2 separate regions of the Mus musculus genome follow, and region 2 is linked to region 1. Evidence: chromatin loops called from intact Hi-C (ENCODE). Cell type or tissue: left cerebral cortex. All regions are shown on one strand. Each heading gives the region's core, and the rest is flanking DNA. Links, peaks and the distances in the headings are about the cores only.

Region 1 (16,197 bases), core at 3,367-11,366:
AGCATAAATATTGGGACGGAAGATTTACAAATACTGTGCTTGGAGACAATAAGATCACTTATCTAGAAAACCCAACACAATCAACTGAAATTAGAAGTAACAAGAAAGCAACCACATGTCTGATCAGTGTCTGAGTTTCCTTTTAGTTGCTGTGATCAAACACCAAAAAGAGCAACTTGAGAGGAAAGGGTTCATTGGGCTTGTAGCTTACAGCCCATCATCCAGAGAAAGCAGCAGAGGAACTGAAGGCAAGATCATGGAGGAGTGCGTCTCCCTGGCTTGCTTCTCACGGCTTGCTCAGCCTACTTCTTTGTCCAAGTCAGGACCCCCTGCCCAGGGATAATACCTCCTGCAGTGAGATGTGACCTCACATATCAACTGGCAACCAAGAAAATGTCCCACAGCCATGTTTATAGGCCAGTCTGATGAAGGCAATTACTGGGCTGGGATTCCCTAGGTTTGTGTCAAAATGACAGAGATTATTATCATCCTTAAATAAAGAACAAAAACACTCTACACAAAAGCAACAAATCATTAAGCTATGATAATAAAACCAAATTTAATTTAAAAACAAAAGCAATTAAATACAATAGAATCAAAAGTGTAAAAAAAGGAAAGTCATTGTTACGGGTATCAAACCTTGTTATAAAGAACGTCCTCTGGAGCAGCTTGTTACCAGGGCCGTAATGGAACACTATGGAGAGTCAAGGGCAACGCATATAAAGAACAGCACGGTGGCATGTTAGAGAAGGAAAAGTCGTCCTGCTCGGTAATTATGACTGGCAAAATCAGCTGTCGACTTAGGAGCAAAATAAAAAGTTACTGCCCAACCTTAAGACGTTCTCAATTATTCATAAAAGAACAGAAAAAAATATATACAATAAAAATTTTAATTGATCATAAAAGACTAAGGCTTTTTAAACAGAAATACAAATGACCAAAGAAAGATATTGGTATATTTGATGACAGCAAAAATCTTAACTTCTACAAGGCCAAAAGGTATCACTAAAACCTTGCAACATGAGAAGCAGATGAAAAAAGAGAGACTGGCAAGTTTATAACTGACAATATATTAGTATCTAAATATTTACATTCACTTTTTAAAATCTATAACTAAAAGGCAAACAAATCAAAGGGAAAGTGTGTAGAAAAATTTGCATGTTGTACATCAAAAGCCAAGAGAAGAGACAGCAGAAACCCTGAAGAACTGGATGCTAGAAAACCATTGGAAGGGAAGAAAACTATTTAAAAAGCAAATTTCTAGGTGAACTACCATTTTGTTACAGTGCATAATTTTAATAAGATATCAATATTCATGAGAGGTCCTCAAAATAATGGTGAGTTAGGTTGCTATGAAATTCCTGTTTTGTTTTGTTTTATTAGATATTTTCTTTATTTACATTTCAAATGTTATTCCCTTTCCTAGTTTCCTCTCCGAAAACCTCCTATTCGCCCCCATCCCTGATCACCGACCTACCCACTCCTGCTTCCTGGCATTCCCCTACACTGGGGCTTAGAGCCTTCCCAGGACCAAGGGCCTCTCCTCCCATTGATGACCAACCAGGCCATCCTCTTCTACATATGCAGCTGGAGCCATGAGTCCCTCCATGTGTATTCTTTGGTTGGTGGTTTAGTCCCTGGGAGCTCTGGGGGTACTGGCTAGTTCATACTGTTTGTTGTTCCTCCTTGACGCAAATCCCTTCAGCTCCTTGGGTGCTTTCTCTAGCTCCTTTGCTGGGGACCCTGTGCTCCATCCAATGGATGGCTGTGAGCATCCACTTCATTCCTGTTTTTATGTTTAACAAGAAGAAGAGTTGTTTTTTAATTTGTTTGATTTTTATCTTCATCTATGGAGTCTAAATGTGTGTGTGTGTGTGTGTGTGTGTGTGTGTGTGTGTGTGTGTGTGTGTGTGTGTGTGTGTTTTGTATCTGTCTGTCTGTCTGTCTGTCTGTCTTTGGTTCCAACACAGTACATGGCAGGCAAGCACTCTGCTACTTAGCTATATCCACAACTCTCTTTTATTATTTTTGTTGGACCACAGGGTTGCGGGGAACCAAAGCCAGCTCCTCTGCAAGAGCAACAAATGTTCTTAAAGAGCTGAACCTTGCCAAGTTCACCACTCTTAAAGTTCGAGTTCTTTACAAATGAGCATATATTCCAAGCATTTTATACAACCCTAAGAACTGAATGTCCAAAGAAAACTTACTCTTGAAGCGTGTGTTTATAATCCCAGAAGTCAGAAGCTGAGGTGGGAGAATAGTGAGCTCTAGGCCAGGCTGAACTATGGCCAGATTTTCAGACTGGGAACCCCCAATCCTCAAACACAGCAGTCCCATGGCAAACAAGCAACCAAGCTCCGCGCCTCTTTCTCATCCTTCTTGCAGATTTGAACAAGAAGTCTATACTTGCAGGCTAAAACTCTGCAACAAGCCTGAAGAGGCACTCTAGGGAAGCAACCCGTGCACCTCCACTGTGGTAAATTGAAGATAAGGAAGTGGGAACTTCCAGGAGACCATAATCCCTTCAAAGAGTTTCCAGAAGCAGTTGAGGTTTCAGAAAGGCCACCATTTTATGCTAGGGCAAAAATCACTTGAAGGTTCTTTTAATTTTCTGATGTCTTTTAAGCTAGTCAATTGAACTTGGAAAGGATTGAAATATAAAAGGTTTCAGCTGAGCAGGTTGCGTTCTGTTAAATGATACAAATTGCATGTGCCATTTAACATACCTTTATCTCTGCAGATTGGATTCTAATAGGTAAATTCATCTTCTCTGTATGAGACTTTCTTGCTGATACCTGGAAGGTCGCTGTGTTATTATTCAAGTCTTTGCTCTCCAAATGAGGAGACTGGAGAGACAGCTATAAAAGATGTTCTGGCTTAATATTTCATCACTGGAGAGAGAGACAAGGCTCTGGTATGTTGTTGCCCCATATGTGATGCTGTTTAAGGCAAAACAGTCCAGATGATACAAGAGGCACTTAAGTCCATCTACCACATTCTTCTGCCCTCGGAACGCCCGTGGGGAAGACCTCTGCTCCCTGAAGAGGGGGACACAGTGTTCCATAAGAAATGAGCAATCACAGGGCGACCCTAGAAAATGGGCAAGCCTACACAATCTGCAAAATGTGAGCTTTGTCTAAGCAGAATGGGAAACTGTTCCTCAGCCCTGTGCTTAGAGAAGCTGGAACCTACTGTTTAAACGAAGGGCTAGGTTCCGAGGGACTCTTGTGGGGTTAGAGGAAGAGTGTTTTCATGTGAATGTGGAGAGGGCCTTTGCATAGATGGGATCAACCAAGGGGTAGCAGGGTTCCCACATGCAACAGTATGTGTCCACAGTCTCCAAAATTGCATTCACCTGGGTAGACTTGCCTTCCCTAAACATCCTTTGGTTGGTTATGTTACTCTCAAAGATTCGAAAGTTAAAAGTAACAATTGCATGCGATAAAACTTAGGCAGTAGCCATAAGTTGTTTCCTTCTTGGCTTTGTTTCATTTTCTTTTCCAGATTCGGAAGAAACTGAGAAAAATGTATGTATGTGCCTTTCTCGTCCATTTTTAATTTGTCAATTAAGATGTCTCATTCACAACTTAAGTAATTATACAGTAATTTGGCATACAATAAGTTTTGACATCTTAAAAAATATATTACATCACTTTTTAGATATATGCCAGTGAATATTAAGATTTCATGTATCTCAGTCACTTGGAAATGCATAAGCTCTCCTGAGTCAAAACTTTCTTTCTTTCTTAAACTCATATTTGAACTCCATTCCCCCCACAAAATTTTATTATAATGTAAATTTTAATGCTTCAAAGTATGCTTTTGATCACCATTTATAATGCCTTGAAACAACAATAAATAAACAAATAAACTAAAATGCATTTTTTACTGAATCTCCAGTTTCCAAAAGGATCTAAAAAGAAAAAAAAAAGTCTATTCTGGATTAAGTGGTCATTTCAATTTTTAATTTGTATGTAGTTTTGATAAATAATTTTAAACACAAAAGCATGGTAGGGCAGGAAATATGCTTCTTAATAAGATAAATGAGGCTTTTTAGAAAATTAATTTACATATACATGGATGAACATTCTTCATTACTGTAGTGAGACAGGATTTGTCATCAATTTTATTCTCTCTGTAATGTAAGCATGAAAACAACTCCTTCAATAGACAGCTAGATACAAGTAGCTTTACTGTAGTAATGTCCTTTGTTAGCTTTTCTTTTCAAACCACATTTATATTTTTAAATTACATGCAAAACAAAATGACATCTTCCTTCAGAGTCACTGAAAGCAAAGACATGAAACTGCCTAAGATGCAGAGGATGTTTTGCTAGGAATTAGCTGTTTTCTCAGCTCTCAACACCAGCTCTTTGAGTGGTCTCCTTCCTTGGCCCCTAGACACTCTTCCATTTCTCCTTGAAATGCTACCATGCACCTCCAGGGACATGTTCACCTGATTTGTAAACAAACAGTTGAAATACACAAGCTCAACTATCCTATACGGGATGCTAATCTTATCAGAGACAAATGCTGGCTGAAAACTATAGGCAAAGTATCTTGGCAGCAGGTGACTAACTGGGGTAACAAACATTTATGCAAGCATATATTATTACATGGAAATTTCAAGAAATTTTCAGAGATAAAGACTGGATTTCATGGTCCTAGGTGGATAGCTCAGTTGTAGATAAAGTATTTGCCTTTCAAGTATGAAGGACTGAGCTCTGTCCTCCAGACCCCAGGTGCCTGCTCTACACTCCCATGGTCAAGAAGTTCTCTTGGCTCAGTGGACTGCCACAGTGGCCAAATCTGCAAGTTCAAGGTTAGTAAGAGACTGGATTTCCTCTAGTCGATTGATGGGATTCCTTGGTGTCTTTAATGGTGAGTAGGGAGGTGCATCTGACTTTTAAACATCAAAGAAAACACCTGTTCTCACTTATTTTCTTGAATCAACCAAAACAATAGGAGAACCTAAAGGCAAACTCGTCTTCAATAAAGCTACAGATGTTACTATTCTGAGTCTCACATATAAAGAAGGGTAGTCATATATTTAGTGATGGAGGACATACTAAACCAAGATGTGGCTGTTGATGGAGGAAAGGGAGCGGAGTGTATACTCATGATAAAATTGGTAGGAGATAAACAATAGGAGTAGAAAAATATATTGAAAGATAGAAAATGTTCTCAAATTTAAAAATAAAACTCAAAGTGTTAACAATGCCATCTCTCCTGTAGTTAACCTATATTGTTATGAGACCTTAAAAGCAAACAGCTCAAAACTCTAAAAGTAGATATAAGAGGGACCACAAATACATTCTACCTAGAGCAATTAAAACAATGTGGTGCTGAGACATGAATAGATGTGTTAATGAAACAAGAATCTCTAACACAGACCTAAAAATGCAACAGTTATAATAAAAATTAATTTTTAAATCACAGGAGGGAATGTTTAATGAAAGCATTGGGATGGGTGAATAACAAGGCAATGAAAAAACAGATTTAGATGAATACATCAGGGGAAAAAGTCCAACTTGATCAAATATCTACATCTTAAAATCAAACCAATAACAGCAACTAAAAATAAGATCAACTTCTAAGATCTCAAAATTGGAAAAAAAAAGATTTACATGTGGGGAAAAACCCTGAAGTCACTCATAAATTCAACTCTGTTAAAATAAAAACTAAACATGGCAACTTTACCATAATTCAGAAAATAAATTACAAACTGAGGGTGGGGGAAGGTGTGTGCATGCCAGGTTATTAATATATAAACAAGATCAGTAGCTCAAAGGAAAGTGATTGGAACCAAGGACAACAGGAAACAGCTCTGAGAAAGGGTCCTCAAACTCCCAGAGATTAAGAGGTATTCCATTTCAGTTCAAAAAATAAACAATGCTAAGCAATGCTACAAGAAAGCAAGCTAACAGCAAATGAGCTTGTAGGTTTCAGTTGAGCCCAGAAGCTCAGGAGTAGTACACACACACACACACACACACACACACACACACACACACACACACACACACAGAGGAGGAAGAGAGGGAGAGAGGGAGAGAGGGAGGGAGGGAGGGAGGGAGGGAGATGGAGATGGAGATGGAGATGGAGTGACAGAGAGAGACTTTCCCAGTGTATTTTTCCCTTAACTCTCTTCTTTCAGCAAAGAAAGATCCCATATAAAAGATGATTGATAGATAAGATACATACATACATACATACATACATACATACATACATACATACATACATACATAGAAAGGAAGAAATAGATTTTAAAGCTTACAACAGGCTGTGGCTTTCATGTATTATATTATCAAAAAGCAATTCATTGAGGTGCCTTATAGTCTTTTAGTTACTATGCCTTGATTCCAGCCCTACCTTTCCAAATAAACCCACCAACCTTTGTTCTGCCCACAGGAGGTACAGAGTGTAAGGCTGGAAAGAATAAATTCCTTCCACCTGTCTGTTTTCTGTCCCTGCCAGCAACTCAGCAGTCCAGTTTTCACCTGCCCACTCCCTGTTTGGTTACTGCAGCTTCTGAGTCCAGTTTGCAAGGTTTCCAGAATTTGATCATACAGCTTGCTGGTTCCACATCGCTAGTCAATCAGTGCACCCTGCTGGGACTTTGGTCTCAGCTCTACAGGGGTCCTCCTCCAACTTCACAATACTAGCTAAACCATACTCTATTCAAAAAGGTCTGGGTCTCCATGTTAGGAGGCTCGTCGTTGGACAGCTTCTAAATTAATCATTTCAACATCTTTGCTTGTTCCTGAGCCCTGGAGATGCTATCTGTTTCCTATAATCAATCACTATCCCCCTGACACATACACACAGAGGGAGGGAGGGGGGAGGGAGGGAGGGAGGGAAATGGAGACGGAGACAGAGAGACAGAGAGAGACTTTCCCAGTGTCTTTTTGCCTTAATTCTCTTCTTTATAACCACATTTGGACCTTGAGAAATCTGTATATAAAACTGAGCTAAAATAGCCGGATGGACTTCTGAAAGGCTCTTAACCATATGCTAAGAAAGGAATGGAGACACAGATGGTCTCGGACATGATTGGAAAGAGGATTGATACTCCCTGTGATGATTTACGCATGAAATGTCCCCAGGATTTGTTTGAACTCTTGGTCCCCCACCTTTGTGGCACTGTATTGAGAGTCTGGAACCTTGTGGAGGTGGAACATGGAATGGTAGCTGAGACTCTAATTAGATTTGGTTTCCTATATGCCAAGCCTGGAGCCACCCACCCCTTGCCATCCTTGAAGTGAGAGACTGTATCTACTGAACTATGCATGCATTTTCTTTTCTTGTCAGCTATTCTGTCCCAGCCACAAGCAAAGTAACACTCCCCAAGAAAGCTTGTGACTAACTGCAATTTCATTTCTAGGAATTTATCTAACATATAAAAATGATACATGTGTGAAATACTGTATAAAAACTGGAAGCTGTCATATTTTTACAAAAGTTAATCAGTAGCAGACAAATTAAAAGATCACCAACAAGTAAATGGTTCTCTTCAACTTTTTTTTTTAGAATCTTCATTGTCCTGGCTAGTTTCTCATGCTATTGTGGGTGGTGCCACTCCTGGATTGGTGGTCCTGGGTTCTATCAAAAAGTAGGCTGATGATCTCATAATTGATAATTTAGGCTAAAACTACCAAGGGACTGAGGACAGATATTGTGTGTAATACGTTTTCCCAAGTAACTATTCTCTACGTGTGTAGAGATATTGCTATGGTAATGAGTGCTCAGACTGTAGAGGTACTCAGAACTCTGTAACATTACTTTTTTGTAAACGCTTTTTCACTCTTAATAAATATATATGTGACATTAAAAAAAAAGTAGGCTGAGCAAACCATGTGAAACAAGCCAGTAAGTAGTACTCGTCCATGGCCTCTGCATCAGCTCCTGCCTCCAGGTTCCTGCCCTGTGTGAGTTTCTGTCCTGACTTCCTTCGATAATGAACAGGGATACACAAGTATAAGCAAAATAAACCCTTTCCTTCTCATGTTGGTTTGGTCATATTTTTATTGTAGCAATAGAAACACTAAGACACTCATACATGTATACAACGAAATATCGTCATATTCACCAAACCTATTCCAACTCCCCTTGGAAAGAGTTTTAAGTTTTAAGTTTTCATTCATGAAACATTATGCAGAAATAAAATTAATCTCTAAAAATCAGTATAGGCTCTGAGATGACAGTGAGTGTGAAGGGAATGCACAAATGTAGTGTTTGTAGCCTCTGCTTGAATTTTTTTAATTACAAAAAAAAATGTATGTTTGCATAGAGTGTGTCTGGGAGGATGCATAAGAAACTGATTAGAACAGGGGTGAGATAAAGACTTAAATGGTATTTGCCAATCCTCTTGGACCTCATAAATTTTGTAGGAGATAGATAGATAGATAGATAGATAGATAGATAGATAGATAGATAGATAGATAAAGATAGATATCTTCTACAAAAGAAATTTAAATAAAAAAAAATTTAAATATCCACTGGGAAGAAATGAAGTATTCTCTAACTCAAAACTGCAAAATGTGCAAAAATGTTTATCTGTTCTCTCTCCCAAGGCAACATTAGCAGCATGTTAAAAAAAAATAAATAAAAATGATTTAAACTCACTGCAATGAAAAGAATAGGAGAATAGCTATTAGCAAGTGAAATATTCCTAAACATTTCTGCAAGAGGAAAAGTGGATAAAACACTGTGAAGTTGGGCAGGGGAAGCTGTAGTCTAGGATATATGGCGATGCAGGGAGGGCTGCAGGCAAGCAGGGAGAAAATCTCCCCAAGAGAGCCTAGAAATCTCCATCCTGCCTCCAAGACCCAGGGCTGCAGACAGTAGTGGTAGCCCCTGAAGGTTATTAACAGCACTGATTCCACAGTCCTCCCCTAATCCTTTAATCACACTGGCTGGATAATAAGTGTTTTACTTCCATGCCAAAAACAAACGCTTAAACAAAGGGTATTTTCTAAGGAAAATTACCAAAATAAAGCAAACAAATGGAGATGGTGATGTTTTAGGACTCTCAAAGGTTTAGGGGGCCCTTTAAATTGCATAATTAAAGAATGTCTAACCTGAAGGCAGCCTCGACACACACTCATCCAAAAAACATACGCACATTGGATTTTTTTCCCTTAGTCTTAAATATGATGGATGACCAAAGTCCATTATGCGCTTGTACTTGAGGTGAATGCAACTTAGAAGGAAAATACAGAGATAAGGTAGGAGAAAATTAACTCTGGAGGTGGTATAGGCTACTCGGGGGACAGGAGAAAATTTAGAAATAAAACTCTATGCCAGGTGTGATGGATGGTGCAGACTTGCCATTCCAGCTCCCAAGAGGCTACGGTAGAAGAATCCTGAATGCCAAGCTGGAGTTACATAGAACAATGCCATGGAAAATGACTAGGGAGAAGCTAAAACTTCACAGATAACTCCACATACAAGCTCTCATTAGTAGGGAACAAAGTATTATTTTTTTAAGTCAGTGAAATAAGAAAATACAAGACACTTAGCAAAAATATGTGATTGACAAATTAAACATTATGAACAAAAAATTAAAAATATAAAAGGAGGAAAAACCTCTCTGAATATTGAACCAAGAAATTCCAATATCCAAGTAACAAAAAGTCCAGAAAGAGACAGCTGAGGTTGGCTAATCATAAAAGAAATGAGAATAACCCAAATTCAACAACCAGTTTCCAAACTAAGATTGTCCACCAGGTACCCAAGGCAACCAAGATATTCACATCTGCTCCCAAGTTCTTGAAATTTCAGAGTATCAAAGGGCTGGAGAGAGAGTTCAGCAGTTAAGAGCTCTTAGTGTACTTCAGAATACATAATTCAGTTCCCAGAACCTACATCAGGCAGCTTAGAGCACTCTATAACCCCAGCCCCAGGTAATCTGACACCCTCATCTAGCCTCTGCAGATACCTGCTTACACATGGTGTACACACATATAAATAAAAATAAATCTTAAAAAATATAGAGAGAAAATCCTAAAATTTTCTTCAGCAGAAAAAAAAGCCATTAAATTATAAGAAATATGTTGGTATCAAATTTGAGAAATGAATATAAATTTTAGTGGAGAAGGTTCTTCATAGTCATAAGCAAGGGGGAAATGGCTTGGGGGACTGGAACAGTAGCTCAGTGGATAAAAGCATTTGTTGGACAAACATGAAGACATGAGTTCAAATCCACAATACCCAAGTCAAAGGCTGGGCATAAGCTTTGAATGCTAGTTCTGTAATGCAGTAGGAATGGCAAGGTGGCTGGAGCTTGTGAGCCACCAGACTAGGTGCAGGCTCAGTGGGAGACCCTGTCCCAAAGGACTAAGCACGTTGCGATAGAACAGGACATCCAATGTCTTCCTATGGCCTCTGCACATACACAGGAGGAGCACATACAACACACCACACACACACACACACACACCACATATACAACATATACAACATAACATACCACACAGCACACACACATACCACACAAACACACAGCATACATACAACACACACACAACACACATACACACAAAACACACACATCCCACACACATATGCACACACCACACATATACACATATATTCTACATATAATACAGGGGGATGGTAGAAGAAACTAATTCCTTAGATTTGATTATATTCTTACTCCTAAAAAGACAAGAAATAGAAGAAAGAAGGAAAAAAGGATTGGGGACTCTAAGGGGCAAAAAAACAAAGAGAAGAAAAAGATATTACACACATACACCACACACATACAATACAAACATAACACACATGATCACATAACACACATAATCACACAACACACATATACACACATACACAACACACACACATAGGGTGGTATTTTCAACTTAGAATTTGACAGCCATTTTGATATCAATGTGAGAGGACAGAACAAAGGCATTATCAGGTTTGTAAGGACCTCCCTACCTGTCCATGGAAAATTACTTTAAGACGTGTTCCAGAAAAGCTAAGAAGCGAACCAAAAAGAGAAAGATATGAGATCAAGGAAACTGGAGCCATAGCATGGAGAGTAATGAAAAGAAGACTCAAAATGACATCTCTTAGGCCAGCCTAAGTAACAATCAGCCCAGGCTAGGAAGAGAGAGCAGCCGAGTCCAAAATAAGGTATTGATAGGTAGGGGGATGGTAGAAGAAACTAATTCCTTTGATTTGACCATATTCTTACTGCTACAAAGACAGGAAATATAAAAGAGAGAGAGAGAGAGAGAGAGAGAGAGAGAGAGAGAGAGAGAGAGAGAGAAATGATTGAGAACTCTAAGGAACAGCAAAACAAAGAGAAGAAAAAAGATAATTATATCATTTGGCTCTGCAGTGGACAATATCCACAAAATCATAATCACATAAACACTCCCAAGCTTCAGTGTTTAAAGCCCATCTGTAGACAAAGCGCATAATTTTTGCTCTGATAAGAATAGAATGTAAGCTCCACAGGTGATCTGCAGATCTAAGCTGTGTGAGGAGAGAAGGGCGACGGGGAGGAGGAGAAGAGCACAGAAAGCATTGCATGAATCTCCCATCCTACACAGTGCAAAAGGGAAGACAGACGTTTCAGGATGCACCTCTGCTGTTTGGAATTTAAAAAGCAGCCGGTGCAATATAAAGAGATGACTGACGGGTGTGGTCCATCGGGGAAGCGGTCAAGATGTGCCACTATTTTCTGTCCTGATACAAAGTCTGTAGCTACTGTTTAAAATCCACAGCAAAGGGAGTGCTTTAGAACTGTTGTTGCTGCTTTTGAAAAGCAGTGGCTACCTCCATAGATGTATGCATCTTAAAATTCAAAGTGAAGTAAAACTAGGGCTATTAATAAGGCATGAGTCCCTCACTTTTCCAGAAAACTATTCTATATTATTCTTCATCTTTTGGGGGGGTTATTTTTTTATTTGTGGGGTTTTTTGCCATTGTGGTTCTGTGTTTGTGATGCAGAAGACCCAACAGAGCAATAACCCTGAACTCTGAGCTCCATGCCCAGCCTCATCTTTTTAGTATGGGCATCTATGGGTTGGGTAATATATAAATACATGCATAAAATGTTAAAGAACTGTTGTTGCACATATTTTACAGTATTAAACATCAAAGTTTGAAGTAATTGTGAAAAATGTGAACAGGGCCAATAAATATCTTATGAGAGCGTGTCAACTTGCTCTCTGCTCAATCCCCAGTGCCAAAGAGAAAAGATGTGGTATATGATATTGTATGAACTTAATTATCCTCCAAATAACCATGTTCTCTGAGGTTCTTGGTTAGAAGCAATGGACAATTTTAAAACTCTAGGACGTTTCCTAGCAACTTAAAATAAAGCCATTCCCTCCAGTCCTAAAGTGTCAGTGAGCTAAGAAAGGGAAGCAATGGCACTAACAAGGTGACTCACTGGTACTCAATGACCTAAGTTCACTCAATGGACCCAGGTGGTGGAAGGAAGCTACTGACTCCCACACGTGTAGTCTGTCCTTCACACGCTTGCTATGGCACTGATGTGTATGTGCGCAGACAATAAATAAATAAATAAATGGATGGATAAATAAATAAATAAATAAATAAATAAATAAATAAATAAATGTAAAATTTTAAGAAAAGGATTTTTAAAAAGAAGAAGAACAGAAACCACTCTGGTTCAGAGATGAGAAGACATGAGCCAATGCCCCACATCTGCATCCAACCCAGCCTATGACTTTCAGAAAAGCAGTTTTCCTCCCTGAAGCTCAGAGTGCTCATGGAAAGGAAGAGGGCTGTAATGTGTCAGTAGATTCCTTGGGCAGTGATACCACCCTCCCACAGTGTATGGTGAACATTTGTAGGATATTTTTGATTGTCATAAAGACCGGGGAAAACTCTTGATGTTCAGGTAGTACTCCAATGGTCTGAATATCAGGTGCTTTCTTTTGTTCATTCTGTACAGAGGTCAGACAGAAGAGACATAAATGCCCCAGGTTCCAGGTGGCTCCTCCTCTGTATTAGTTGTACCAAGTGAGAAAAATCACAATAGCCACTGAAGCATAACACCAAGTAGCTGCTATCAAGCATCCAACCCTTGCCTTATCCAGTTTCAGAATAGGGGTTCATTTGAAAAGTTCTTTGCCAGGAATAAATCTACTACATTTTTAAACTCTAAAATCCCACAATTCCTTGGAAGTTCCATTCTTTCGGTCCATTCTATTTTCCAGAAAGGATAATATTACCATTATCCTCTTACCATTATCTGCTCACACATGCAAAACACATTTGCATCATGGAAGCATAACTATGCAGATAGAGGGTCCCTCTCCTAGTCTGAGAAGGGAGTTCTTGTCTCCCTTGGGACAAGGACTGTCCCCATCATGTCTTTCTTACAGGGTTAAACCAAGGGAAAAGCTTTGAGATAGTATGTATCTGCATCAGTGGGGAGCTGGATATTAAGAATTAAAAGATTTCTTAGAAACAAACGTATCTGAGCTTTCATTGCTCTGACTCTTCAGTTTTCTTCACAGACACATTTATCCTTTATTATCTGGAACTTACAAAGGCTTTTTTGTACACGCTGTAGGACTACAGAGCTAGGTCTCAGGACACGTTGCAGTGGGGACTCTCACCACTGTAATCTCTTTTAGGCAGCTGCTTATCTACTCTGCACTACAAGTGTCAGAGAAAGTCGTCCATTGTTGGTATTCTCTCACGTCTTGTTCAGGTACCACCAGGAACTGTGGCTCTTCCTTTTCTTGTCCCCCTTTGAGTATCTCAGTGCCTTTCATAATAGCTGGAGCATAACGGTCATTAAGCATCATCCACAGATGTATTTATTCCCCCACACACACACTTCCTTGTTCTTGTGTTCTTTCTCTGTCCCTTCTCTCACTCTCCTGATGCTTCCTACAGGTAGACCCCATTTTATGTAATGCCATTCTCACAGGCTTCCCTGCCCTGCTTATATCAGACACAAAGGCTTCCTCACCTACAACTATAAAAGCATGGAGAAGGGTGCACTCCCTCTGCTCTTCAGTTTCCTCCAGGAACCTCTCCTGCAGCTTCATCTTGGGTCTCTATTTAGCCTCAGAATCTCCTCTTGAGCTTGACCTCACCTATGCTCTAGGGACACCCCCCAGTGTTGCTTACCACACATCCCTCCCTTCTGGGAGACAGCCACACTCAACAACCTGTGAGAGAAACCACATGCTTCTTATGGGTATGCATCTTAGATTGCATCAAATATGAAGCATCCTCCTAATTCTGGGTTTTCTCTTGGATAAGGTATAAATTCTCTATCCATCTCAGATCCTTAAAATAAAATCCATTCTGGGCATAATTTTGAATTGGCAGTACATCAAATGCTACAGCCAACATGATGCCTCTGACTGCCTTCAGGACCTGGGCCTCATAATCTAGACAGGAAGGGCCCTGCTGTAGTCTTATATTTGCTGCATGACAACATGAGCAAAAGGCACATACTGAGCTTGCTGGGCTGTTTTTTAACTAAACAGCAAGTATGGATGAGCTCACTGCTATTCAAGAGAGAGAACAAACAATACAGGGGAAAATGAGATAAAATACTATTTTTGGTATGGCTCAGCTATACCATTCCTGCATATAAACTCAAAGAACTCCAAGTCAATGTACCACAGAGGTACCTGCATATCCATGTGTATTTGTGTATTGTTGTTCTACCCATGATAGCAAGAAACGAAGCTGGTCTAGATATCCATCAACAGATAATTGGATAAAAAAAAATATGTTGTACATATACACAATGGAGTTTTATTCAGCCATAAGGGAAAAATGAAATGACATTTTCAGGAAAGTGGATGGAACTGGAATTCATTATGTTATTCAAAATAAACCAGACCTAGACAAATACCTTATATGTAGAACCAGGACTTAAATTCCTCTCTCTCTCTCTCTCTCTCTCTCTCTCTCTCTCTCTCTCTCTCTCTCTCTCTCTCTCTCTCTCTGCATGTGTGTGTGTATCTGTGTCTCTCTCTGTACCTGTCTCTCTCTGTCTCTCTGTATCTGTCTCTGTGTGTGTGTCTATGTGTCTGTGTGTGCCTGTCTCTGTGTCTGTGTCTGTGTCTCTGACTCTCTCTCTCTCTCTCTCTCTCTCTCTCTCTCTCTCTCTCTCTCTCTCTCTCTCTCTCTCTCTGCCTCTGTGTGTGAATGTGTGTGTGTGTGAGAGAGAGGTGGGGGGGACAAGAAAGGAGATCATGAAAAAGGAGAAAGAGAACTGAGGGTGGCTGGTAATACATGTAACATAAATGCAGAAGGGAATCTATAGAATCTATTAGTGTCCATTAGTGGGGTAAGAGGGACCAGCCTGAGGGGGATGGGGGTCAGGAGAGGTCAGTAGGAGGCCAACATAGTATAAAGATGTCATCATGAAACACATTACCCTGTAAACTAACTTAAAATGGTAACAAGAAACATTGCCCAGTAAAACGAATAAAAACATAGTCCACAGATCTCCAGCTCCCCTTAAACAATTTGTTAGCAACTTGTTTGCCATCTGGTAGAAGAAGAAAAAAAAACTGGGCCAAGCAGCTCAGCGGAATTTTTAGACCTTCCAGATTTGTTCTTCTTTTATTGCAGTGAAGACCTTTCCTTGTTTTGCTCTCGTTGTAAGGTTCTATGGAGAAGATGCTCTCCTGTAGCCTACTCTCATTTTCCATTAAACAGAGAGGAGTGTCTAGGTCTGTGCTGTCTAACATAGTAGTTACTAACTGCCTGTAGCTACCTACACTCTTATTAAAATGAAGCATGTGAAACTCTTAAGAAACAGAACCCTCCTGTGCATAGTGGGATCCACAGAGGACGGAGCAGACATGGAAGACTTCTGCCTTCACCAGAAGTCCTACCGCTCAGGGCTAGCTAGTCTCCCACTCCGATCATGGCTGATGAAAAGTCACTCTATAAAGGTGGTATGAGAAAGGGAACATTGCCACAGAGGATTTATAAAATGCATATCCAAAATGCCTTGCCCTTTTAACTATGGCTGAAATTCTTCATCTAGAGAGCGAAATGCAAGCTTCCCAGACAAAATGGAGGGGGTATGGCTGAGGTGAACATGTTTATGGGCAATGACAAGATCAAACGGGAAGCATCATAGATAAAATTATAGGAAGAAAATTATGATACATGAGAGGAACAGAGGGAATCCTCAGGGCAAACTCTAAAGGTGGTACCATCTGATTAT
Region 2 (16,197 bases), core at 4,620-12,619, 270 kb before region 1:
AAAAAACATGTTTTTTAAAAGGAGACACAATAGCAGAAGGGGTGGCAAAATGAAATCAGAACAAAAGGAATAGACAAGAGAGAGAATGGAAATGATGGCCATCAAGCCACAAATCCTGGACTCTCAGAGAAGAGAATGCAGTATGGTTTCACCATCACAAAAGCAAAAGAAGCAGAAGAAAAGCCTCCAATGTATGCTATGACCTGTGTGCCCAGAACCAACATCCAAGAGGAACTCTCACAGGAAGCCATGGGTAGCAGACTGCCTTCCTGATGGAAAACAAGGGGAACATTAATACGGAGTTCTTGTCAGTCACCATGAAAGCGGGAAGGGAAGAGTTAGAGTAAAGTATGTAGAAAATTTTGAAATGCCTAATGAAAAATCTACCCATGTAGAATTCTGTAAAGAGCAAAGTTATTCTTCAAACATGAAAAGGAAATTCTTTCTCAGACAAAAATCAAAGCCAAACAAATAAACAAAAGTCCATAAGAAGTCCACAGCCAATAGACCAGCCATTCAAGGAATGTTAATGTAGCTTATTATTCACAAGGAGGGAAATATCATAGGTCAGAAATCTGTGTAAACCAGAAGAAAAGCATAAAATAGGCAAGGAAGAAATGGGCATTAATAAAGTATCTTTTTTTCTTTTCCTATCTATAATCAGTCTAAAAATATAATGGTTTCTTCAAATTAGTAATGGCATCAATGTGTTACATCAGTGAAATGGGTGACTGCAATGGCCAGAGGAAAGTACAGAAGTGCTACCCCAAGACCTACACACATGTGATGGGGGATGGGGGTGTCTTTAAAATGGACTGACATTAACTTAAAATTCATGTTGTAGATTCTAAGGTAACAAGATTTTAAAAGAAAAATGCTATGCTAAGGAAATTGAAACAGCTTAAGGATATAAAGTACTCGCAACCACAAAACATAAAACTGAGTCAAAGTAAGTGTAATGAACATAAAACATTGATAACCATGGCATCTAACCCAAACACATCACCAGTTAAAACACATTGGCAGTGTGAGTTTAAAAAAAATGGAAAAAGACTGATCATGGGCATGGTGATATAATTCTTTAATCCTAGTATTCAGGATGCTGAGGCAAGGAGGTCTCTCTAAGTTGGAGACCAGCCTGGTTTACATACCAAACTTCAGGGTTACATAGTGAGACCTTTTTTAAAAAAGGAAAAATGGACATACAGGTTCTTTACAGTTCCTATCTGAAAAGAAATCTATTCAGACCACTTAGACATAATGAAATGGAAAAATATATACCATGATAACATGAGTTTTTTTTTTTTAATTGCTCCAAACAAACAATTTTCAGGTGAGCTGTGTTCATAGCCAGAAAGACTATGGAAGATAAAGAAAACTATTATATAATGATATAGTGTGAATATACAATTCTGTGTTGAGAAAAACATGTTAATTCTGTAAGGAAACCTAAATGTTCATGGATTTAACAACAACAAAGACAAACAAACAAACAAACAGCACCAAAAAAGACAAGGCAAAAACTACCATGAAAGGACAGAGACACATCGATCAGAGTAGAACCCGTGATACCCTCTGTCAGTAATTCAGAGGTTTAATAGACAAAAAGTCAGTAGGAATGGACAGAGAGTGAACAAGAGCTATCAATCTCTTTACTTAATTGACATTTACAGGCTAATCCACCTAACATCAGTGACATAAACATCCTTCTCAAGTCCAACCGAAGCTCATCGGGATGAGGCTTCTGAGCCACAAGCCACAGATTAGAAAAAGAAGAGACTAGAAATGGCATGCATGTTCTCAGATCACAACGGAATTATGAAATTAAGTCAGTAACAGGAGGACAGCTGAGAATTTCTAAAGTGTTTTCGGTTTTCAAACTTCTCAATAACTCACGGTTCAAAGAAGATATTTGGGAAGAAAAATTGTTTTGAGACAAGCTCTCACCGTTTGTCCAAAGTTGTCTTCAAATTCTCAGACTTTTTGCACAGGAGTTAACTCATGCTTGAATTCCAGGACTATATCACCACACCCAGCTGGTAACATTTTAAAGTGTGATTCTAAACTGAATGACAATACAAATGCCATTTATCAGAAGTAGAAGAATGAAGAGAAAGTGCTACTTGACACTGAGCCTTAAATTCACACATATGGAAAGAAGAAATATATAGCCTCAATCACCCAATCCTTGTCTTAGAAAATATGAGCAAATTAAGCTTAAATTAAACAGAAGAAAAAGAAATATTACAGTATAAATCAACAAAATTAAAATAAGAAAAACAATAATGAAAATCAACAAAGCCTAAGGCTGATGCTTTGAGAATATCAATAAAATTGATCAACGTCTGGGCTGCCTAACCAAGAAGAGGAAAATTAAGAAGAAGGAAACTAACAATTTCATGAATGAAAGAAAGATCAAACTACTGACTCCTTCATGACCTTGGCAGACTATGATGGGATATCAAGAACTCTATTCCTAGAAATATGGAAACTTAGCTGAAATAGGTCAATTTCTTTGAAAATTCAAAATACTACAACTAATTCTGAAGATATACACAATTCATATAGCCCTTTGCATACTAAAATTGAATGATTTATATTTAGTAATCATAAATTCAAGAAGTTATAGTGCTAGAGGGGTGGTTACGAGCACTTTTTGATCTTGCAAAGAACCTGGTTTGGTATGTTCCCTAATACTGACATAGTGGTTCACAATTACCTGTTACTCAAGTTTTATATATATATAACTATGTCAGTATATATATAGTGTGTGTGTATGTATATCTGTATGTATATATAGTGTGTATATATATATGTATATATATATATATTGTGTGTGTGTGTGTGCATGTATATATAGTGTGTATGTATGTATGTATGTATATATAAATATATGCCACAATATCTGGGCATTCAAGGGCAATTCATGCTTTAAAAATTAATCATTGTAGTCCATCCAATCAGTATCTAAGAAAGAAACTTTAGCCAGGCCTGATGCTACATATCCCTATTCTCTGCATTCAGGAAGCAGAGGGAGGAAATCTGGAGTTCTAGGCCAACCTAGACCACATAGTCACAACTCACTTCAAAGAAAAAAAAGCAGCAGCAATGAGAAATGAAAATCATGAGTTTGGAAGTGTGGTCCTGCATCATCAGCTCTTGGAAGGAGGATGCAGGTGGATCAGAAGTTCACTCATCCTCTAGTGTACTAGTTGAAGGCCAGCCTGGGCTACATGTGACTCTCTCCCAATAAACAAGTAGAAAGGGAGAAACGAGAAGAGAACTCAAGTTCTTATCAATTGATACAGGAGAAGCCATCAACTAAACCAACACCATTATTCAGCAAATTAGAACAGAAAGAAAGAACTTCCTCAACTTTATTTTTAAAAATAATATGAAGCATTTGCCTGTCATATTAAATGTTAAAATGGGTTGTTTCCCGTCTAAGATCATGATTAAAGCAACAAATAGTGTGCTCCTGAATATTCTCAATGGTGACGTAAGGCAGGCAGGAAACTGACATTGCTATTTAGCATACCCACAAGGAATTTTTAAAACTAGCAAGCATGTACAGTGACATCACAGAATATAAGACCAAACCAAAAGCTATATGCTTCTAACATACTAGTAATTAGAAGGTAAAGTTGAATTTAAAAAAAAAAATCTGTAAAATACCTAAAATATAAAAATAGAAGTTTAAACCCTTTAAGATAAAGTATTTTATAGAAAACACTGATACATAAGTTTCACTAGCATTGGCATTTATACCAGCCTAGACTACTTGGTGAAAACATGTCTTGAAAAAACAATTAAGTAAATAAACGTATACTTCTATAAAAATCAGTATATATAACTAATAAGAAATCCAAGTTGGTTTAAACAGAATGGCTGGTGTTCCCTGTTTTTTGGTTTCAAGATTCATAAGACTTACAGAGTCAACTACCCAGGACCAAGGGTGACCCACAGAAACTGAACCACCAACCACAGAGCATAAAGAGACTGGACCTAGGCTCTCTCTACATTCATAACGGATGGATGGTTTGTTTTTCAAGTGATTCCCCTAACAATCAGAGCAGGGGCTGTCTCTGTCTCTGTAGCCTGCCATTGGATCCTTTTCCCCTCCCAGGACTGCCTGGTTGGGCCACAGCAGGAGAGGACTGGCCTAGTACTGATGGGACTAGGTAGAGAGGGAGTACTTAAGGGAGAGATTTGTTAAGGTGGGATTTGGAGGAGAAGAGGGAGGGGACTGTGATGGAATGTAAAGTGAATAAAAAAGTAACTTATTGGGGAAAAAGAAATCAAAGAAGATTGCACAGTAATTGGGTGTTTGGCTATTCAATACTGACTACTTGGCAAGAGTAATACTTTGTAAGAGAAAGCTCATGACTTCTATTTCATTTAGACTCTAAATGCCTGTAAATCAAAAGATAGTTTTTGAAACCTTGATAAGCCACAAATGGGGATATGAGTGCTGAAACAGCTACAAACGGTAAATTATTGACAACAAGATTGTATAAACAGTTTATAAAAGTTGGATTTAGAAAAAAATGTATCATAAAAGAAGATTTATCACACTAGAAATATGAATGGCCTAGAGACAGTTTTTTTTAAATGCTCAGGAAAACGGCTAATTAAAAATACAATGAAATCTATTTTATATCCACAAAAGCAATAAAATTTCAAAATCTAACAATATTGAGCTAAATATAGTGATAAAAAATGTCTTCCATAGATCAACCAGGCACACTGGCAAAGAACACGAGATCAGTAAATTCGTTACATTTTAATTTTTAAAATGATTTTGTAAACTTGTGATGATTCATAGAATTAATAAATATTTTAACAAAATATATATGACATATTTTCACAAATTCTGCTTCATAATACTAAGCATTACTCTATTCTATATTTAACAAACAGTGGAGCAAAGAAATAATTTAAAATATTAAATACTTTAAAAGCAGTATACCTGAGTTTTTGAGTGAGAATAGCTGAAGTATTCCATATTATGATACAAACTATTTTTTAAATATTTAACCTGTCTACTATTTTGATGAACATAAGAGACTCAAAAATATGCCATGTTTTAATATTTTACATTTCATTCTAAAGCTAAATGTCCCTTTGACACTTCCCTAAATTATTAGTTTTTCATATCAACCAACTCAGCAAGAGTAAAACAAAGGAATTTTTTCCACATTTGAAAAAAAATCAGTCTTTGATGCTGTTAGAATGATTTTGACCTTATGACTAATTATTAGCTTAATTGAAAGTTGCACTTTTTAAAAAATTACACTTATTAATCTCACTTTTTTTTCTAAGAAAACTTTATATGGAAATTTGAAGTTGGAAAATAGCAAAATTCATACCTTTCTTAAAGTTCAACATTTTCTTGAGATAAGGCACCTTCATATGCCCTTGTGAAAAGTAACACATAGACTGCAGAGGCATCCTATGTAAGCTTTACCTTGTCTCCCCCCCACCCCCACCCCCACACACACAGTAGCATCCTGAAAATCATTGTGTGATATCTCAGCCAAAATATTGGCATCCATTTCTGTAGTCAACTGCAAATTTACCACCACAAGAATTCTGTGCATTCAGCCTTTCAAGCCAAACTCACTTCTTCACATCCATACTCATGTAAACCATGACAAATATCAGTGTCATCTCAGTTTCGATAATCATGTTATTTCTAGAATATTACATCAGCAAAATAGAAAATCAAGAACTTTTAGTGATTGTTTTATAAAGATTCTATAAAGATTAGTGTAGCTTGCCATATGAATCAATACTATGCTCCTTTTAATTGCTGAATAGTATTCTGTGCTATAGATATGCAATAGGTGTTTAAACTTTTACTCACCAAAGAGTGTACAGATTGAACCTATTTTGAGTTACAATGGACAAATATATTGCACACACTCAGATACAGACTTGAAATGCTTTCGATTCTCTGCTATAAAGGAAACAAAAGTGAAAGTGCTAGGTTATAGAGTACTTATACTTCTAGTTTTCAATAAACCATGAAAAGTTTATTTTTCCTTGATGGTGGCTTTGCAATTCCATATTGCCTGCAGCATGTATACTGGCTCAAATTTACCAACTCTTCATTGGCATTTGCTGTTGCAGTGGTGTCTATTGTGATAGGTATGTAATGACACCATGATTTTATTATCATTTTTCTAATATAATCAAAGTTCAACATCCATTCTTTTATTTATCTGCCATATGAATACTCTCTTTATTGAAGTGTTTATTTAGGTCCTGAAGTGTGATGCTAATTTGAGTTTCATTGTTAAGTTTTTGAGCCTTGCTTCTCCTCTTTAACATTTTTTTATATACTTCTTGTGTAGCCACTGCTGCACTTGAACCCCTGGCCCTCCTGTTTCTGCATCTTACTGCCTGTGATGAGAGATGTACTACATGAAGGCAGACTCCTGAGAGTCCTTTATACAGTCTAGATGCTGATCCTCTGGTCTGTGCAGTGTGTTTTATCACAGTCTAAACATTATGTTTGGAAGCTAAAGAGGCCACCTCCTGTAGCCAGGCAGGACTCCCAGTTGGGGGATAAGGACACCAACCCATTCACAAAAAAATTTTGACCCAAAATGTGTCCTGTCTAAACAAAATGAAAGGACAAAGATAGAGCAAAGACTGAGGGAATGGCCAACCAATAACCAGCCCGACTTGAGACCTATCCCATGGGCAAGAACAATCCCCTAACACTATTAATAATGAGACTCTGTTATGCTTGCAGACAGTCTAGCATGGCTGTCCCTCTGAGAGGCTCTACCCAGGAGCTGACTGAAACTCATAACCAAAGACCGGACAGAGGTTCAGGACTCTTACAGAAGAGTTGGGCGAAGGACTGAAGGCCCTGAAGGGGAAAGGAACTCCACAGGAAGACCAACAAAGTCATCTGACCTGGACCCTTGAGAGTTCTCAAAGACTGAGCCACCAAACAAAGTACATATACGGGCTGGACCAAAGCCCCTGACACATAAGGAATAGATAGGCAGCTCAGTCTTTGTGTGGGTCCCCCAATAACTGGAATGGGGGCAGACCTTAAAGCTGCTGCCTGTCTGTGGAATCTGTTCTCCAACAGGGCTGACTATTCTGGCCTCAGTGAGAGAGGATACACATAACTGCAGATACTTGATCTGCCAGGATCAGGGGATAACCAGAGAGGTCCCGCCATCTCAGAGAAAAGTAGGGGGAGTTGTGAAAGAATTCTATGAGGGGGGATAGAAAGGGAGGACAGCGATTGGACTGAGAAAAAGTAATAATAAATATTTTTAGAAGATTGTGTTTTCATCCAACCAACAGGGTTTTCCATAAAGTCAAGTATTTTGCTAAAACCCAATTTATCATCTTCCCTGTATGTATCATATTTCCACTGTTCATTCAAAGAATTCTTTCTAGAATTAGACCCTAAAATTTTTCTCTCATATTTTTTCTCTAAAAGTTTGTAGCTATGTGTCTTATATTTGCATATATGGCTCATTATAACTCAATAAGAAGTGAGACTTACATTGAAGTCCCATCTCTTGCCAACACATCTCTAGTATCCCAGGACTATTTGTTAAAATGGATTGTCTATTTTTGCACTGAGTGGCTTCCCAGACATTGCCAAAAAGAACTAGGACACATTTATGTATATTTTCAGTCCTCCACTATGTTTCTTCTGACTACTCTTCCCAGATCCTCTCTTCCAATCACTGATGTTTATCTTTCTCCTCCTGTGTATGTTGTGTCCATACAGTGAAGGTTTTCCAGTTCTGCACTGCTCTTTCTTCCATATCTCTCCTGACCCTCTTGTTCCTTCATGCATGTAAGGCAGGCTCACGGGTGCTCATCAGTTTCTGGGGTGCCTCTGCTTTAAACTCTCTGTGGGTTAACTGGAACATGTGTGCCTTCTTGGAACTGGCATCCATTCAGGCTTTCATCCCGCACTTTGATAGCATCGTGGTTCTGGATCAAGCATATTACATTTCTTTGAAAAGGGTATTTTGTGTTATATTGTGAGATTTGGGGTAAAGGTTTAAATATTCTAGTTTAGAAAACTTTTCTTTCTGATGTTTTAAGACAGGAGATTCTGCCTTGGATCAGTCTGGCAAGGATCCAGGGATGCTATTTTTTTCCATTGAGGTGTCTCATTACTGCTGGGTGAGGTTGGGAGATACACCCTTCATTGGGCTGCCTAGAGGGTGGGAAGTGTACTTTTTTACTAATAGATTCCAGGAGACTTCTAAGGACACTAAATGAGGGGTGGTGTGTCATAGGTACCCTATTCCAGATTGCATACACCATTTGTACATGAAAATACAAGAATTCTAGTTTCTCTGCACCATTGCTTCTAATTTCTATTGTCCACGTGATTTTGAATTTCAAATTTTGAAATGACTTTTGGAAATACTTTACATATTTTTAAATAAGTCAATTGTTAATGTGTAATTTAAAATAATTTATTCAACTCTAATGATTGTGTTTTATTATCTTTATAATTGTTTCCAAAGAAAAACCCTCAATTTTGATGGAGTATCAATATTCCCTTTCTGGTTATGTTTTTGTTGTTATTTCTGAAATCTTCCAAATTCCAATTCGAGAAGATTTTTATAGAAACAAAGCATAGATTAATTTCCTTTTTTATTAGATATTTTCTTCATTTACATTTCAAATCCTATCCTTAAAGTCCCCTATACTCTCCCCCTGCCCTGCTCCCCAACTCACCCACTCCCGCTTCCTGGCCCTGGCATTGCCCTGTACTGGGGCATATAATCTTCCCAAGACCAAGGACCTCTCCTCCCATTGATGGTCCACTAGGCCATCCTCTGCTACATATGCAACTAGAGACACAAGCTCTGGGGGTGGGGGTACTGGTTAGTTCATCTTGCTGTTCCTCCTATACGGTTGCAGACCCCTTTAGCTCCTTGGGTACTTTCTCTAGCTCCTTCATTGGGGGCCCTGTACTCTATTCAATAGATGAATATGAGCATCCACTTCTGTATTTGCTAGGCACTGACATAACCTCACAAGAGACAGCTATAATAGGGTCCTGTCAGCAAAATCATGCTGGCATATGCAATAGTGTCTGGGTTTGGTCCTGGCTCAACTGGTAATTATCATGTAGAAGAATGTAAATTGATCCATTCTTATCTCCTTGTACAAAGCTCAAGTCTAAGTGGATCAAGGAACTCCATATAAAACCAGTGATATTAAAACTTATAAAGGAGAAAGTAGGGAAGAGCCTCGAAGATATGGGCACAGGGGAAAAATTCCTGAACATAACAGCAATAGCTTGTGCTGTAAGATCGAAAATCGACAAATGGGCCCTCATAAAATTGCAAAGCTTCTGTAAGGCAAAAGACACTGTCAATAAGACAAAAAGGCAACCAACAGATTGCGAAAGGACCTTTACCAATCCTAAATCTGATAGGGGACTAATATCTAATGTTAATTTTTGATATAGTTTATCTTCCACATACAGATAACTACTTGTGAAAGAATCCTTTTGAAATATATCTTCTCAACTAAATCATCTTATGCAGCTTCATCAAAATTGCCTATGCACATTTGTGTACAGTTAACTAATCCTAATCACGTCCTAGTCTTTTGGCTAAGATCAAGTGCAATTGACTGATCTGATTCAGGAATATGGTCTCTTTTCTAAGATTCCATTCCCTTTGTACCCTTTTATTGGCTATTTCACCATTGCTTGGATTCACTTATTTCTAGGAATTTTAGCAAAATGTAAGATTATTTTGTCTGGATTCTGTTGTCTGTACAGTCTTCTCAAAAGTAGGGACAGCATCCCTAAGGGTAGTTATGCTTCACTACCCAGGAGCAGAGACATATGTGTTAATACTGGCAGAGGCTGCAGGATGCCCAGAGTTTCTGCAGCCCTGTAGACATCACAGTTGGAAATACGAATTTTTTTCTTTAGCCTTTCTCCCCCATACATACCTTTCCCTGAAGTTTTCCCTCCTAAGTGGTTCCTGTGGGTTTCTGACCCTAACAAATCTGTGGATATGGAAGCAAAACAGACTCACACCAAGACTTCACACTGCACTTAGAGTTTCCATTTTTAAAATGTCACCAGCCACCAGAGACTACAATTCTAGGATATTGATTGGGGGGAGCAAATAATCCATTTTTTCACATTGTAGCTTTTGAGTAGCTTTATAAAATCTTTTTTCATTCTCACCCAGCCTGCCTAAGACTTAAGTCACATTTTGTCCATTGAGTCTGTGCTTTGCATCCTGTCTGTCATTCGTCACTCATTAGTTACCTCCATTCTCAGATCCACTGTGGATATACTGCAGTCTTCATACATAAATAACACCTATTTCCTCCATAATGGCCTCAAACACAAACATTCTGTGCTGCCAATTCAGAGATGCCAAAGAGACACTAGATAGGGTTTCATTTAAGTAAAGGGATGGCAGTTCCTAAATAAGAAAGGAAAAATATGCAAGTTGAAGTTGCTAAGATCTGGAGTAAGAGTGAGTATTCTAACTGTGAAATTGTGAAGAAGGAAAGAAATTCATGCGGGTGTTACTATTGCACCTCTGAGTGAAAACTTGCAGTGGCAGGAAAGAACAAAAGCATAGTTATTATGTAAAAGACACCAACTCACGTGGTGATGGTGGTAGCAGCAGCGGTGGTGTGTGTGTGTGTTGCACATGCACACATGTACACACATGTGTGTGTGCAACACACAAAATGAGTGTGCATAGTTTCAACAGAATTTGGGGTTGCACGAGAATTAGGAATCAAAACTACCACTGTTGGCGAAAGGGGGGCTCCAGTAAAAGTTATTGTAAAGTTTGTCAGAGCTCTACTGAGAGAAAAAAGAAGGGGAGAGGTATAAAAGGGGGGACCAGGTATGGAAGGAGATGGAGGAGATGTACAGAGGGTCAAGAAATTAAACAGAGGTGTGTGGCAATGGGGGATGGGAAACTGGGGTTAGCCAACAGAAAGTCCCAGATTCCAGGAAAGAGACTCCCAGGACCCAACTGGGATGACATTAGCTGAAATAACCAACAAAGGGGAGAGAGAACCTGTAGAGACCATATGCAGTGGCTAGGCATGGCTCCGGGTTGAGGGAGAGGGCCACCTCAACCTTCTTAAAAATTTAACACAGAATTGCTCCTGTCTAAAAGAAATACAGTGACAAAGAGTGGAGCAGTAACTGAAGGAAAGGCCATCCAGAGACTGCCCCACCTGAAGATCCATACCATATGCAGACACCAAACCTAGTCACTATTGCTGATGCCAAGAAGTGCTTGCTGACAGGAGCCTGATATGGATGTCTCCTGAGAGGCTCTGCCAGAGCCATACCAATACAGATACAGAAGCTTTCAGCCAACCATCAGACTGAGCACGGGGTCCCAATGGAGGAGCTAGGGGAAGGGCTGAAGGAGCTGAAGGGGTTTACAACCCCATAGGAAGAACAGCAATATCAACCAACCAGACCCCCCAGAGCTCCCAGGGACTAAACCACCAACCAAAGAATACACATGGAGGGACCCGTGGCTACAGTTGCATACATAGCAGAGGATGGCCTTATCTGGCATCAGTTGGAGGGGAGGCCCTTGGTCCTGAGAAGGCTTAATACCCCAGTGTAGGGGAATACTAGGGCAATGAAGTAGGAGTGGGTGGGTGGGTGGGTAGGTAGGTGGGGGAGAACCCTCATAGAAGCAGGAAAGAGGGGGTGCGGTAGGGGTTTTTCAGAGAGGAAACCAGAAAGGAGAATAACATTTGAAATGTAAATAAATAAAACAACCAATAAAGTTTTGTTTCGGTTTGGTTTTAGAAAAAAATGGTGTAGGAGGAAACAGAAGGAATGACTGGTCACTCATCTTGAGGGTTAAAGGCACAAGATGATTCATGTGGCTACAAAATAAGAGTAGGTTTTGTTGTCTTGGGTTGGGTGTGATTGAGGCAATATTCAACCAAAAGTGGGAACATGGGTGAGAAAACAGGGTCAATATTGAGGCTATATCTCTGAGAGAGAAAAGCAAAGGGCTGGGCACTGAAACTCAAAGTTAACAAGTGGTACAAGTGTGTTTCTGAAGAGCAGGAGGGAACTATGTCAAGGTAAAGAGAAAGAGCTAATTGAAAGAAGCCAAGTGCTTTCCTTTACTCCGAGAATTAAATTAATTTAATGTAGAAAGGGTTATTTTAATTGCTACCCTTTGTTTGCAGTTGTTCTTATATTTTCTCTGCTTGCAGCATCTGTTGGCCTTTTGTTACTTTATCTTTTGAATAAAGAAGTAATCTTTCCTATTCTCTGGGGTCTGAGAAAGTCAAACAATGAAGCATTACATTAGAAAATTTTAGCATAAAATGAAACATACAACAAAGAATTCAAGAATTATTAAAAATCTATGTGGACATTGCTAAGTTGTAGTACACTTTATTTTTTTTTCTTCTGGTATTGAGGCAGTACAGAAAGGTCACAGTATTTTAACATACCCAAAGGGTTTTCACAGTAGTACATATCTCATAACATGTGTAATGCATGCAAACTATTCTTTTACAGAAGTATCTCTATTCACTTATTCACATATTTTTAGCACATGGATTACCAACTAATTTTCAAGGAAAAAAAAAACTACTCATAGAAAATTCTAGATTCCAGTCTTTAAAAGAAGCCATTTCTATTCATTCACGTAGGAAGCTGGTTTACTGTTAACATCAACATAACTTGAACACACAAACTCTACCTGCAATGTTCCTATCATGCATAAGGTGGTTCAACAACTCTGCTTCTGGATAATGCACATAAACCTGTAGTTAGTCCTTCTCCTTCCTTGTATTATTCCCAAGTCTCTCCTCTAATAACTCTGTCCTTTTTTTTTCCTTTTGAATCATCTGCAAGTGACTTTCATTCATTTTTATATGAAGTTCATCAGATTTTGGCTATTTACTGGTGGCTCATCTAGCCAAAAGAGAGGAACAAATACCACTGAGATTCAGGTATTCAGACCAACGAGCTGTTTGCTATAAGGTGTTACGTTAAGGCCTTTCTGAGACTTCCTCTCGAGACTTACCTCTAATGGAATGTGCATACAGGAACAGGGACATGCAGAATACAATGCATACAGTTATAGTTATATGGTAAAAATTTATTGACTAATAAGTATAGCTTTGCTTTAAACTAAGGCATTTACAAACATATAAACTAGCGCTTTTATTTTTCTGCAGATAAGGTGGTTTTCAGGAGAAGCTGTGGATTTTCTCTACAAACATCTTCCTCTGCTTCTTGCCCTCTGCTTATTAGACTCTGCCTTTTTCCTCCCTTATCAGTCAACCTCTTAATCCGGTGCTGATCTCCAGTCAGGTCCTGTTGAAAGTCGGTGGGAATGAGACATGGGATGATCTAGTACAAAGGCTTTATGCTCCAAGTGCGTGACTCAGTCTCACAGGTTTGAAAGGAACTTGATTAACACTGTGCAGTTAGCTGAATCATGGCTCATTTGATGCAGGTATAGTTTCTAAAATACTGGGCTATGGCTCCAAGATTTAAATTACATTTGCTAAAAATGTGGAAGAAGTGAGAATAAATCATGCCGCTGGAGAAAACTGGCGCAATTTTAGGATTTAATTTTAAAGCTGTTTAGAAATCACAAATACAGAGGAATAAACAAGAAAGAGCAATACCAAGAACAGAGGCTCCACTCCTAATCTATCTACTGTAATCCTGCCACAGTGATCTCACCAGGGAGGGATGGAAACCTGGTATCAAATCCTATTCTACCAGATGATCTCCCTTCACATCATTCCCATTATTTTGAATGTTTTTATTCTAATTATTTTGAAAGTAGGTTTCACTCTTTATCCTAGGTGGGCTTAGAACTCATTAAGATACACTGGGCTGCCCTTGAACTCATGGCAATCCTCCTGCCTCTATTTCCTGAGTCCTGGGATTATATTTGTGAGCTACTGTATCAGGCTCCATTGTGAATATGTCCATGGCATTGTTCTTGTAAACTCCTTGGCCTCTGTATTTACATGGACTATGTTTGACGTATTTTTGCCAAGCTATGAAAATTGTTGCACATATACTTCAGGTTAAAACCTTCAATCAGTTTCACAAGCAATAGTGTGCCTGACTTGTGGTTCTTCCCTCCATCTCCGACCTCATACCCTGTCACTTTCAGTTGTCTCAGACCCTCCAGACACTCTCCCTACTTTCTGTTCCAAGCTTGCAAAACCTAAACCCAGGTTAGGCTTTCGAACTTGCCACACTGTCTGCCTGTCACACCCACAGATCAGGCAATGGCAAATCGACAAACCAAATCGGATTCCCTCACCTACACCTGGCTTGGCACATTATGTTTTACAGTTCCTCACCACTCAGATTCCTTTGTGTATTGATATAGATCTTTACCCACCACAGTTGCAAGGCTGAAGGGTACAAACGGAGAACATGCGAGATGCTAAGTTTTCAGTATTTATATCTGGATTTCCACAGGGGAAGAAAAAAGTTGTTATACTCAAAAAGAAAAGTTCCCCCAAGTTCAGAGTCTGGCTGTTTCTGCCTTGTTACTCATAAGACAATTTCCTCGCACTAGTACAATGGTACAAAGAGAGGCTTTCTCTCATCGCACAGCATAAAGTTGTTCTTTTATATTGAACACTGTGTCTTCCTCTATTGTTGTTGCCTATTGCCACCTGGTGTGCTTATCTGACTGTGCTCTAGGATATGTGCCTCGATATATATATCATTGACTGTGACACTTCAGAGTTGAAGACAAAATAATCCCTTGAGAAATATTTTTAATAAAGGTTTTCAATGATGGAACACATGGGTTTGGCTACCCCAAAACTCAAGACTTCCCTACTACATTATATTCCTTTATAGTGACCACTGCAAAGAATGGCCAGTATCAAAACATAACAACACAAATGAATTTTGCTTAGTTCCACGGGTCTCTTTATATGCAGTAGAGACAGATCCCAAACCAGGTTTAAAAGAAGTAATCAAAAACCAACCAAACAACAATAACAACAACAACAACAAAGAGACTTCATTAAATGCCAAGAACACATTTTGAAAGTGTACTCCAAACTTGTCAGTGCCATATCATAGATATGTGTCCATGACACCCAGGCAGAAACATCTGGAAACTTGTCTGGATTAGCTGTAGAACACACCTCAAAAGATACCGTTTCTCTTTTGATCGCCAATTGTGTTTTTTATTTTGACAGGATTCCCTCTTTTGCTGGTATAATCACAGTTTTCCTGCTGACTAGTTCTGCTGTACCCAAGACACTTGGTTTAGCATTGCCATGGGTGAAAGCTGGTGTCCTGGGCTGGAGAGATGGCTCAGTGGGTAAGAGCACCCACTGTTCTTCCAGAGGACCTAGGTTCAATTCTCAGCAACCATATGGCATCTCACAAGTGTCTGCAATTTCAGCTCCAGGGGATTTGACCCTCTTCTGACCTAAATGGACACCAGCCAGGCACAAGTTCCACATATATACATGAGGCAAGCCTATCATGCACATAAAGTAAAAATTTACATTTTACTTTACTTTAATTTGATTTAATTTAATTAAATTTTCTAATTTAATTTGTTTTAAAAAAACTAATAAAAAGAAAGAGAGCTGGTGTCCTCCCAAACTTCACAAGTTGGAACATTATAGGCAATATGATAATATTAAGAAGTGGGGTCTGTAAGAACTAAGAGAATAATGAGGAATCCAGTCTCATGAATTAGACTTTTATAAAAACATTTTAATAAACCCTCTTGTACCCTCTGTCATATTAAGGATACAGAATCATCTTGGAAAAAACAAAACTCATCAGACATCCTATCCGTTAGTGCCTTGATCTTGAACATCTAAGTTTCCAGACTGGAACCAATGAATTTCTACTATTTATAAATTTACCAGGCCTGGGTATTTCATTATAGCTTCTTAAGTGGTCTACAGCAAAATCTATGAAGCAGAGTAATAAGACAGGAAATTTGTGAGTTCGTGGAGAAAGGCGCCCCTCACCCGAAAGAATGCCTGAAGCTTTTCACCAATCCAAAAAAAAAAAAAATCCAGCACGATCAACAACATTTGCTATGAAGGTTGTCAACACAAAATAATATTCCTTTAGATAGATAGATAGATAGATAGATAGATAGATAGATAGATAGATAGATAGATAGATACACACACACATAGAGTCCTAGGCAA

Evidence for each region. Peaks named below come from ENCODE experiments on the same cell type or tissue, not always from the same donor. Only the 100,000 strongest peaks of a DNase experiment are listed, where the experiment ranks them.
Region 2: a loop joins it to region 1, with 17 times the contacts of the local background. A loop is called at or near these places in 2 of 42 quality-filtered maps.

The regions. Positions count from the first base shown.
Region 1 is chr1:172,750,785-172,766,981 of GRCm38, reverse strand. It overlaps the pseudogene Gm38051. Among named protein-coding and RNA genes, the nearest start is that of Crp, 61 kb to the right of the region's middle. In left cerebral cortex, for the core only: no CTCF peak of the experiment used is centred there; DNase peaks (open chromatin) are centred at 6,512 and 7,239.
Region 2 is chr1:173,024,901-173,041,097 of GRCm38, reverse strand. No RefSeq gene overlaps it. Among named protein-coding and RNA genes, the nearest start is that of Gm35742, 43 kb to the right of the region's middle. In left cerebral cortex, for the core only: no CTCF peak of the experiment used is centred there; DNase peaks (open chromatin) are centred at 7,643, 7,879 and 10,577.